4 separate regions of the Mus musculus genome follow, and regions 1, 2 and 4 are each linked to region 3. Evidence: chromatin loops called from intact Hi-C (ENCODE). Cell type or tissue: heart. All regions are shown on one strand. Region 1 has its middle 21 kb from the start of Gm36229. Region 2 holds the start of Asf1a (anti-silencing function 1A histone chaperone). Region 3 holds the start of Cep85l (centrosomal protein 85-like). Region 4 has its middle 24 kb from the start of Gm40650.

Evidence for each region. Hi-C counts contacts between places; a loop is a spot of excess contacts. Peaks named below come from ENCODE experiments on the same cell type or tissue, not always from the same donor. Only the 100,000 strongest peaks of a DNase experiment are listed, where the experiment ranks them.
Region 1: it touches region 3 in a loop (2.8-fold over the local background); 8 of 42 quality-filtered maps call a loop at or near these places.
Region 2: a loop joins it to region 3, with 2.4 times the contacts of the local background. A loop is called at or near these places in 2 of 42 quality-filtered maps.
Region 4: a loop joins it to region 3, with 3 times the contacts of the local background. A loop is called at or near these places in 7 of 42 quality-filtered maps.

The regions. Positions count from the first base shown.
Region 1 is chr10:53,429,538-53,432,037 of GRCm38, forward strand. No RefSeq gene overlaps it. Among named protein-coding and RNA genes, the nearest start is that of Gm36229, 21 kb to the left of the region's middle. In heart, no CTCF peak of the experiment used is centred here; no DNase peak of the experiment used is centred here.
Region 2 is chr10:53,595,529-53,598,028 of GRCm38, forward strand. The region is part of intron 7 of Mcm9 (minichromosome maintenance 9 homologous recombination repair factor); the gene reads right to left. It overlaps Asf1a (anti-silencing function 1A histone chaperone), which reads left to right and starts at 1,433. Exons shown (of 4, transcript NM_025541.3): 1 at 1,433-1,770. The coding sequence starts at 1,662. In heart, a CTCF peak has its summit at 1,327 (motif pointing right); DNase peaks (open chromatin) are centred at 1,333 and 2,143; H3K4me3 peaks cover 2,142 bases; H3K27ac peaks cover 2,220 bases.
Region 3 is chr10:53,378,025-53,380,524 of GRCm38, forward strand. Cep85l (centrosomal protein 85-like) reads right to left here and starts at 1,859. Exons shown (of 13, transcript NM_001204983.2): 1 at 1,485-1,859. The coding sequence starts at 1,557. In heart, a CTCF peak has its summit at 1,342; a DNase peak (open chromatin) is centred at 1,867; H3K4me3 peaks cover 2,442 bases; H3K27ac peaks cover 1,390 bases.
Region 4 is chr10:53,463,060-53,465,559 of GRCm38, forward strand. No RefSeq gene overlaps it. Among named protein-coding and RNA genes, the nearest start is that of Gm40650, 24 kb to the right of the region's middle. In heart, no CTCF peak of the experiment used is centred here; DNase peaks (open chromatin) are centred at 612 and 1,162; H3K4me3 peaks cover 168 bases; H3K27ac peaks cover 79 bases.

The sequences.
Region 1 (2,500 bases), 52 kb after region 3:
TTCTCCAGGCCTTGAGATAACACTACAAAAAAACAGCACAAAGCGTCCCTCTGAGCTTACCCAAATTATGGATGGGAAAAAGAAACATAATTCCTACCAAGGGAACAATAAAAGAAAAACTGTCCAAAGTTTAACTACAAAGCACATGCAACACATTACTACGAAGGCCTCATGAAGGCCTTTTAAATAAACCCTGGATCAAATCCAGCCCTCTCTAGTTGAGTGGCTTTCACTGGAGACCAAGTCAGCTAACCTGCACTGGCCTTAATCTCCTGGAGTCGTGAGGAAGCTGAGGGTGGTTTGCACAAAATAAAGGGCAAAACCAATACAAGAACTGACTAGGTGGTTTTCTAAAGCTCTGTCCTTCTGCAGACTTCAAGCTGATGTGACATTTGTGTGTTGAAGGCATAATGGGGATGTGACAGCCCTCCTCACAACATGTTCTCAAGGGATTCCAAAGTCTTCTGGCACATTTAATAATTTAACAGGCATGGTAACTCCATATGTCTAAACACTAGAGCCGAGTAACACATGCCAGCATGTTTGAAGAAATCTCCTTTTCACCCTTGCAATACCATAAATAATTTCCCCCATTAGTGTGAATTCTTTCTCTGTCACTGAGCATTTCTGCAATGCCTGGGAGGCCTTCTTTGTGAAGCCTGCCCCCCTCACCCTTGCAGTCAGTTGTTTTGCTCACAGTTAGCACCGCACTAATTGGGGAGTGTTGAGAGCTGTTCTTCCGTAGTGTCGGAGCCTCTCCTGTGCACACATGACCCAGGACTGAGTCTTGGCCTCTGTGAGAGCTCTCAGGTTTTTCATGTAATAATAATACACAGGTGCTCAAGAGGGCATTTTCATTTTATTATCAATTTATAGGTTTGTGTGTATGAATGCTTGCACCACTTTTGTGTGTGTGTATGTTTGCATTTTCTAATATGCGTGTGTATGTGTGTGCACTTTCTCCCCTGTGTGTGTGTGTCTGCACTTTCTCCTCTTTGTATATGTGTATGTCTGCACTTTTTCCTGTGTGTGTGTCTACACTTTCTCCTCCGTGTGTGTGTGTGTGTGTGTATACATTGTAGGTCACTTCCACCTTGTTTTTTAAAACAAGGTTTTCTCATTATCACTGCAACCTCAGGTTCTCCAATTAGCTTAAGCTAGTCAGCCAGGCTCCTCTCTCCACCTTGCCAGTACCAGGATTACATTGCAGGGTACCACACCTGGCTTTTAGAAAGGATACTGAGAATTGAAAACAGGTCCTTTGGTTGTTTTGTTTTGTTTTGTTTTGTTTTGTTTTCTTCATTGAAGCCCAGGTTTATCAGTAGCAAAACAACCAAAAATGAAAGTGTCCTGAACTGCAGATGCCCATTTCAGGAGAAAACCTTGGCTTGCCAGAAGCGAGGTATTTTGAAAGTGGAACACCTGTGAACACTGCAAGGTATGAGGATGTCTGGCCAGGATTGTAATTTGTCCAGCCACCATGGTTTTCCTTTCTAAGTCCAGCGCCTTAGCTCTTCTGAGCAGTTCAGGAAGTGCCACAGTTTTTCATCTTAGGGTGAGTTCCACTAATAAAACATGCATTTGAATTTCCTGTCATTTTTTTATTTTTTTATGTATTACGTTAAACAAAGGAGAATTACGTCAAGATTTTCACTAACCTTCCTGTATTCCCTTCTCCTTCAATGCTGTTCTTTTCCTCTTGAGCTGTCAGTCAGCATCATCATGTCTTATCACTTCCTTATAAACCCAGGCACTGGATTCCCTTTTCTTCCATCCTGTTTGATCTGGATGGCCTACAGTAGTGGTTCTCAGCATGTGCATCAAGACTCCCTTGAGGTCAAAAGACCCTTTCACAGGGTCTCTATATCAGATATCCCGTGTATTATATCAGATATCCCGTGTATCACGGTTCAAAACAGTAGCAAAGCTACAGGTATGAAGTAGCAGTGAGATAACATTATGGTTGGGGTGAGCACTGCATGAGGGATTAAAAGGTTGCAGCATTAGGAAGGATATGAACCGCTGGCCTACAGGTTTCCAGTGCTGCCTGTAACTGAAAACTGTGGCACCGAGCCCAGGAAAGACTCACTCCCTATCCAGAACTCAAGCTGTAATATAACCAGGGCTGTGGAAGCACCTCATTTCTTTATTTCCCAAAGTGTTTACTCTTCCATCTGTTCAGGCACCTATAGCTCAGCCTCTCAATGCCATGTAGAGTTATCTCACCTATGAAGGCTGTAGGTGAAGGTATTTCTCTCCGACCCTTCCTCTTTGAGTACCCCTCACACTCTCGGAGGAGACCTGGGAGTCCTTGTGTTCTTTTCTACCAACCTCCCCATCTCTCACCCCCTTTCTACATAGCCAAGTGTCTATGACACATTTTTTTCACCCACTCACCTTACTGTCCCTATTCTCTTGTCTGTTGTTGCCCTGACCAATCCCGAGCCTTGAGTGTGGACACCGTGGCAGTTTCTGGCCTGAGTGCAGGCTATTGAGGCAC
Region 2 (2,500 bases), 220 kb after region 3:
CAATAAAAGTGGCTCTCTCCCCACTTTAATCTCCTTAAACATGGAAGGCCCTGCTTCATGATAACTAAAGGTCTTCGGACAAGGACAGATCATCCACAGCAATCCAGTTGAGTCTCAACCTGTCCAAGGAAGATTAATTAAATTCTGCACACTAGCAGAAACTTCACTTGCAGATTAATACTAAGACATAATTTTCACTCCGGATTTTATTGAATAGTTTAGTAGTTTCATTTATAAGGAAAAAGAAAAGAACCCAATGGTTTATGAGTAACACCTCCACAGTAAAAAGAATCAGTTCACATTCACAAAGGTGTTAGGTTTCCGTTTCCTGTTTCCTAGTCTACCCACAGTGGCTAAGTACCATAAACAAGCAACTTTTCCTCCAGTCAGCCTTGAAATGGTCTCACAGGCGTCACAGGCATGGAAGGTCTCCTCAGAATTGGTGTGCTGCACTTTTTCACTTATGAATGTTTGTTATAAATGCCTTGAAGAGCAAATGGCATGTTATCTGTGCTTTCTCCTTTCTCATATTCCACCAAAAATACATTTGTTGTCCTTTGGCCTTCAGACACTTCCATTTTCTCGACTTTTGACTTCTTTCTCTGTGCCCCCCCAACAACAGAAGCCTCGCTGTAACTGATCACGTTTTCCCCCTTTTATTTCTTTTTTTTTGTTTTGTTTTACATCTTTTCAGTTATTAAATGGGAAGAAATCCAACATGCAGCTGAAGATCGCATATTTTTTTTCTAGCCTGCGTGTGTGTGTGTAAAATCACCCCGCCCTCATTTTGTATCTATTTCACCGCACTGTCGTGGCCAAGAACTTGAATTCCAAAATGGCTTGCTCCTTTCGAGCTGACATGGGCTATAAAAATGCAATTTATTCCCACTGCAACCAGCCCTTCTCCCTATTCTCTACCATTACGATTGCGAGAAGCACAGACAGCTAGTTGGGCCTGACAAGGGCTGCAAAGCACACCTTATCTGCTAAATCCAGCAGAGCCAGCAAAGCCGCCGGCACTGGTGGGGGAAGCGTTAAAGGCTGGAAGAAAACCCGAAAAACCCCAAGGCCCATGCTGCGCACACACACGGGGCCGCCTCGCGCCCTCCTGCTTCCACCGCCGGCCCCGCCCACCCCACGGGTCCCGCCCCCTCCGTCCCGCCGCGGCCACGCCCGACGTGTGGCGCGGCCCCGCCGGGCGGGGGCGGGGCCTGCGTCGCCCCTCCCCCGCCGCCGGCGGCCTCCGCGCGGGCCTCCCAGCCCCTATTCCACTCACTTTGTTCTGCGCCTTTGTCCTGGTCCGCACCAGCAGGTGGAGCCGCAGTGAAAGTTTCCCGTCCGTTCTGCGAGCGGGAGCCCATCTTGCTCGCCGCCGCGGCCCTCGCTGGAGGAGGAGGGTCAGAGCTCGGGGGCAGCCAATCGCGGGCAACGCTGCTAGTTATCAGGGCAGAATGGGCTGTAGTTTAGTGAAATAGGAAAGCTGCAAAACACCGTGGAGTGCCGCCGTGTAAATAAAAAGGAAAAAAAAGTTTCTCAAGTCGCAGCTGCACGACGTCGGGCCGCGCCGCGCCGGGGCGGGGGTCTGCGCTCTCGGAGCGGCCGCGCGCGGGACTCGGTGGTGCCGCCAGCCCCGGCCCCATTGTTTGTGTTTTCTTCAAAATATGGCAAAGGTTCAGGTGAACAATGTAGTGGTGCTGGATAACCCGTCGCCTTTCTACAACCCGTTCCAGTTCGAGATCACCTTCGAGTGCATCGAGGACCTGTCTGAAGGTGAGCGAGTGGCGCCGGGCTGTCAGTTGCGGCGGCGGACGTTAAAGTTTCCCGGCCCGGCCTCGCGCGGGGTGGGCCGCGGCCGGCGGCCGGCGGGAGGGCGGCCATGCGAGGGAAACTTGAAGTTGAGGGACGCCGGCCGCGCCGCAACTTGCGAGCAACTTGCCGGGCGGAGGGAGCCATGTTGTCAGCTTTGTCTGCGGCGGGCGGCGCTCGGCGGCCCCCGGCTCGCGCGGCGCTGGCGGGGGGTCGTGCGGCCTCGGCGGCCCCAGGGCCCCACGGCCCGGTGGGGAGCAAGCTGGGCCGGTGGGAAGCGGAGCCATCTTACCCGGCGGCACGACGCCTGCTCCGGACCGCCGGGGGCGAGCGGGCCCGCGCCTTCCCGCCCGAGCCCCGCCGAGGCTGTCCTCGCGCCGCTCTCCGGCTCCCTCCACCAACCAGCGCGGAAGGCGGGCGCTGGGCTCGGCCCCTCGGCGCCTGGCTCCCGGGGGGCGGCCGTGCTCTCCGCGGGCGCCCGGGATGCTGTGCGCCGCCTCTCCCCGGGGACAGAGACCTCTCGGAGAGAAATGGTGAGGGGCTGGGAAGTTCCATGGCACCCTAGAGCAGAAGCAGGGTGCTTAACCAATTCCAGGCACTTCTCTGGCGTTTAGAAAGTCTGAAAGACTTTCTCCAGAACGTGTGAAGAAGAAGCAATTAAAATAACTCCACGTCCAAGCAGATGGAGAAAATG
Region 3 (2,500 bases):
AGAGTAAGATTTTAGAGGTTAGGTTACAAAGACATCACAGATGGGTTTTGACATATATGGATAGCTGGAAATCACTCTCTTTGGCCCCCAGGGATGAGTACCTTCTCCATCACTAAAGCCACTTCCAGGCCAGGCCCCACAACAACTGGGTAAGCATCAGAAACCTCTAAATGTCTGTCTACTCTTGAAGGCAACCAGTAAATATTTTAGAAAGTAATTCCCTGCATATATTGTTACTAAATTCACAGCTATTCTAATCTCTATTCTAAAACTATTATGGGAGGGTATAAAAGAATAAGGTGTAAGAGACATATATACATACATATATATATACATTATATACATTATATACACACACACATAGAGACAGACATACAGACATTACAGTTCTAAACCAATGGTTTTCAACCTCTGGGTCGCGCGACCCCTTGACGTCAAATGACCTCATGAGAGTCACATTTCAACTACGTCCATTACAATTCATAACAATAGCAAACATTACAGTTATGAAGTGGCAATGAAAATAATTTTATGGTTTGGGGACATCACAACATGAGGAACTTTTAAAGTTCGCAGCATTAGGGAGGTTGAGAACTACTGATAGTTTAGAATTTAAACTGTCACAGAATTTCATTGTTCAAAATTTCAGTAGCAATGTGCCTGCATGGTATCTTCAAAAAGGCAGAGAATACCACAAAAGGACTCCTACAAAATGCTTCTTTTCGAACAGTTTTGCAAAAGGTACACAACTGCCTCTAAGTTACACAAGTCAAGTTCTAACACTTTGTAGAACAGGGTTACCACCCATGGGTCCCCAAAATACCTAAATTTTTAGGAGAAATTCTGCGTACAAATAAGTAGCCCTTTTCTCTTGGGGGGTGGGGGGGAGAAGGAAAAAAATTTATGTATCTTTCAGCTTTTCAAAGGGGTTCATGATTCAGTTCAGATTAAAGAGCCCTTTAGACTGTCATCATTAGATAACTTGTCATGGTCAAGCCAACTCTTCTTGTTCTATTCCACGTTAGGGGAAGATTTATAATTCAGTGGCTCCTACACAACTTCTGGGTGATGCAGGCATGAAATGGTTGTCTGATTCTAACAGTCCCTACAACCACCACCGCAAAGCTGCAACCCCCCAGTTTCCCTGAGCCCCGTTTCGAAGGCGGCTGGGCTCTGATGGGACCCAGGAGAGCCCTGGCAGCCATGCGACCTGCTTTCTAAGAGCTGCCGCCCCCTCGGGGGTCTCAATCGGCGACCAAGTCCTCAGCAGCTTCTCTGGAGCAGTGGCTGCGGGCGACACTGCAGCGACCTTCCCGCCCGCGTCCCGCGTGGGGCAGCCACGCACACCACACGAGGGACAACAAAGCCCGGCCGAGCGGCCCAGAAGAGCCGAGTTGTCACCCCGCGGGGGTCGCAGGCCTTAGGGCGCGGACTCCGGAGAAGCCCTGGCGGCCGTCACCCCACCCGCCCGCAGTCCTCCTTACCCGCAGGGAAGCTGCGGGCCCCGCTGGGGCTGTCCCGGCCGCCAGCCTCCGGGGCCAGGAAACGGCCCCACATAGCGGGCGAGCGGGCGAGCCTGGAGCTCGGGGCCCGCGGTCGCCTCGGCTTCTGGGCGGAAACTTGAGCGGAGCCTGGGCCTCGGCAGCGCGGACCGGACCCGGGCGGGGGGCTTAACGGCTGTTCAGCGACGGCCCCGGAGCGCGGCGGCTGCCATGGCCCAGCCGGCTGCGCTGAGGCCCGGGCCGGGGAAGCTAGTAGCTCCCCGGTGACGGCGGCGCGATCGCAGGCTCCGGGGCTCAAAGCGAATCTGCAGCTGCGGCTTCTCTCAGCCCCCTCCGCCCGGCAGAACCTTAGGCAGCGGGCCGGGCCAGGACAGGCGGGGCCTGGATGGGGCTGGGGGCGGGGCCCAGAGGGCGGGGCCTCAAGGCGGGGCCTGGGACTCTTGGCGAACCAAAAACCTATTGCTAACAGCATGCGGGTGATCATCCTGAAGCCGCTCCCTACTTCTCCATCCTGTTACCTTCAAGCTGAGAGAGGGTCCATAATTTAATCCCAAACCCTGTCTTCCTATACGTGCTTTCTAGGGGCACAGTTGTTATAAAAGGTGCGAGTTGTCCCTGCAACCGCTTCAAGGGGCTGTGGGGCTAGCCATCTGACTCAGAATGGAGATCAGAATTAAAATTGTTGTCATGCGTTCCACAAGCACCGGTTATGGATCACGGTGGGAATAGAAAAGAGGACATCCCTGCCTCCCACATCTGCTCCACTTTATTTCCCACCCTTCCTAGGAACAGACATCCTGAGAAAAGACAAAGGAATACAGCATCCTCTTGCAATTACTCTTGTTGGCAATATAATCATTTGAATATTTAGATACAAACTAAACACTGTCAACCACTGTACAAGGAGGCAGTCTCAGCATGCCAATCAGAAGTAACCCAGACGATAAGTTCCTTAGGCTTTGAGTCCAGTGATGTTTTTCCTAATGTGGAAACTGCTA
Region 4 (2,500 bases), 85 kb after region 3:
AATGGGAGGTAAGGGAGGTAGCGTGGGCACAGACTCTCTGTGAGAAGCTGTGTTTCAAAGGGGCTCTTGTGCACTGCAGAGACACAGCACAGACTCAGATCCATGCGTGCTGCTCGCTCTCTCTCTGAGAGCCTCGTGTGCATCCTCGCCTGTACGGATACGCACATCATTAGAATATGGTGGAGCCAGGTTCTGAAGCAGGAAAAAAAGGACCATGAACCTTGGGGTCAAAACTGAAGAACAGCTTCCTGCTATTACGAAGCAACCTTTTAAAAATAAGTATTTTCTAATCATAGTTACTACGAAAATAGCATCTGAGGTCAAAATAAGGCTGAGGGCGGTCATATATTTCCCTCGGGCTGTTCTGTAAGGGAATGGGAAAAGCCTTTTTTCCCCCTTCCTCCTTCAACTCCTTTGCCCTTTCCACCTGCTCCTCCCTCCTTAGTGTCTTAGTGACTAAGGAGAACCCAGAACCCGCAGTGGCCTCTCCAGCTTTAGATGGCTACTTACAGAGCCCCTCCCTCACCCCAACCTCCAATTTGACTTTATTCATGAGGCTTGGTGTGCAAAAGTTCCCAGGCAGCAGACATGTCTGAGATTCTGGGAGCAGATAGCTACTCCTGAGATGCCTAATGAGCAGTTGGGGGTGCAGAGACCAGATAGCATCCTGTCAGTACTGATGGGCAGACGTTTGTGCAGGTTTCCTCACTTGGGCTGCTACTAGACAGACACAGGACAGCCCTAGCCTGGAAAACAATGAGAGTTAAGTAAAGAGCTCGGCAGACCAACACTCCTTCACCAGCTCCTCTGTCTCTTCCTTTGTTTCACCAGTACTTTAATAAAAATGGAACTGGCTTTAAAGAATTTATGGGAAACATATTATCACCAACAGCCAGCCGCAAAAAAAAAAAAAAAAAAAAAAAGAGAGAGACATTTGGGTGGCTGGTTCAGTCCCCAAGTTTTCTCTGCACATGCCCCTCTCCTGTCAGCTCACCACTTTGAGGGCAGGGAAATTGGGAAGGGTACTTTCCTTCTGGGCTTCTGCAAGACCAACACCCTGGTTTGTGCTCCATGCAAGTTCATTGACCCGTACTCATCAGGTTTTCCAGGACACTGTTTCCTTCCTGATTGTCCTCAAAACAAATCCCAGCTTCCCATGACGTCAGCCTCTTCCCACACGTCAATTGTTATGGTTCAAGCTCTAAAATCAGGTTAGCATAAAAGGACGTCTGGACTGGACATGATGGGACAGGCCTGCAACCCCAGCACTCACGAGGTAGAAGCAGGCAGATCTCTGAGTTCGAGGCCAGCCTGGTCTAGTCACAGAGTTTCAGGACAGCTAGAGCTACACAGTGAAACCCTGTTTCGAAAAAACAAAGAAGTATGGAGATAACCATAGGTCTCAGAAGAGCCAAGCAAGGAGAAAAGCTAGAGATGCATGCATGTTACATATATACAGACCAATGACATAATGACATATCCACAGACATGTGCAAATATAGCTGAAGATACTACAGAAGATACTGCAGCAGGCAATGCACACCAATGACAATCTCATTCAGAAATTGTCTCAAAGTAATTTCATTCAAAGGCTCACCTACATAAAGTAGAATAGAAAATGAGAGTTGCTGCTTTGAAAAAAATGCTTGTAATGCAGCTTGTTTGTGATTATACATCAGCCAGATGGAAAGCAATCTGGAAGGAAATCTGTTTCATCCCTTGAGTGAACAAACACATGTTGGAGGAGGGGGTGAAACAACATGGATTCTCACTCAGGAAACTGACCAGAAGCAGGACTACTGTCCTTCTGCAATTGGATATGGCAGCCTCTTGACCTAACATCAGCTGCAGGCAGACAGAAGTAGGGCTGGCTAACTTCAAGTCAAGCCTTAAATATGCATTTGTATTTCCAGTCCAGTTAAGCAGTACCAACTCTAGTTTGTTATCTTGCCTTCCAAGTGAGGTTGCTTTTTGCTCGCTCGCTCTCTCTCTCTCTCTCTCCCCTCCCCTCCCCTCCCTCCCTTCCTCTCCTCTCTTCTCCTCTCTCCTCTCCTCTCCCTCCCTCCCTCTTCCTTTCTTCCTTTCTCTTTCTTTCTCTCTTTCTCTCTTTCTTTCTTTCTTTCTTTCTTTCTTTCTTTCTTTCTTTCTTCCTTTCTTCCTTTTCTTTCCTTGTATTTCTTTTGAAGAAAACAAGATTGGTAAGCTTCCTTTTCTCCTTCCTTCCTCCCTTTCTTCCTTTTTTTCCTCCTCCCTTCATCTTTCTCTTCAAAGAAAAAAATCCATAGAGTTCGCTTCCAGTGACTTTTGAATGATCTGAGCTAGCATGGTTAGAAACCCCTTTGTTACGAATGTGTATGCCTTTTAAAGATAGGAATGTAAGCAATTTAAGTGAAAGGACACTTTTTACTGATCATGTGGTGAGTACTGAGTGTGTGGGAAAGAAATCATAGAATCATTTGTGTGATCAGTTTCCATGAAAGGGATACCTTTGATCCACAGG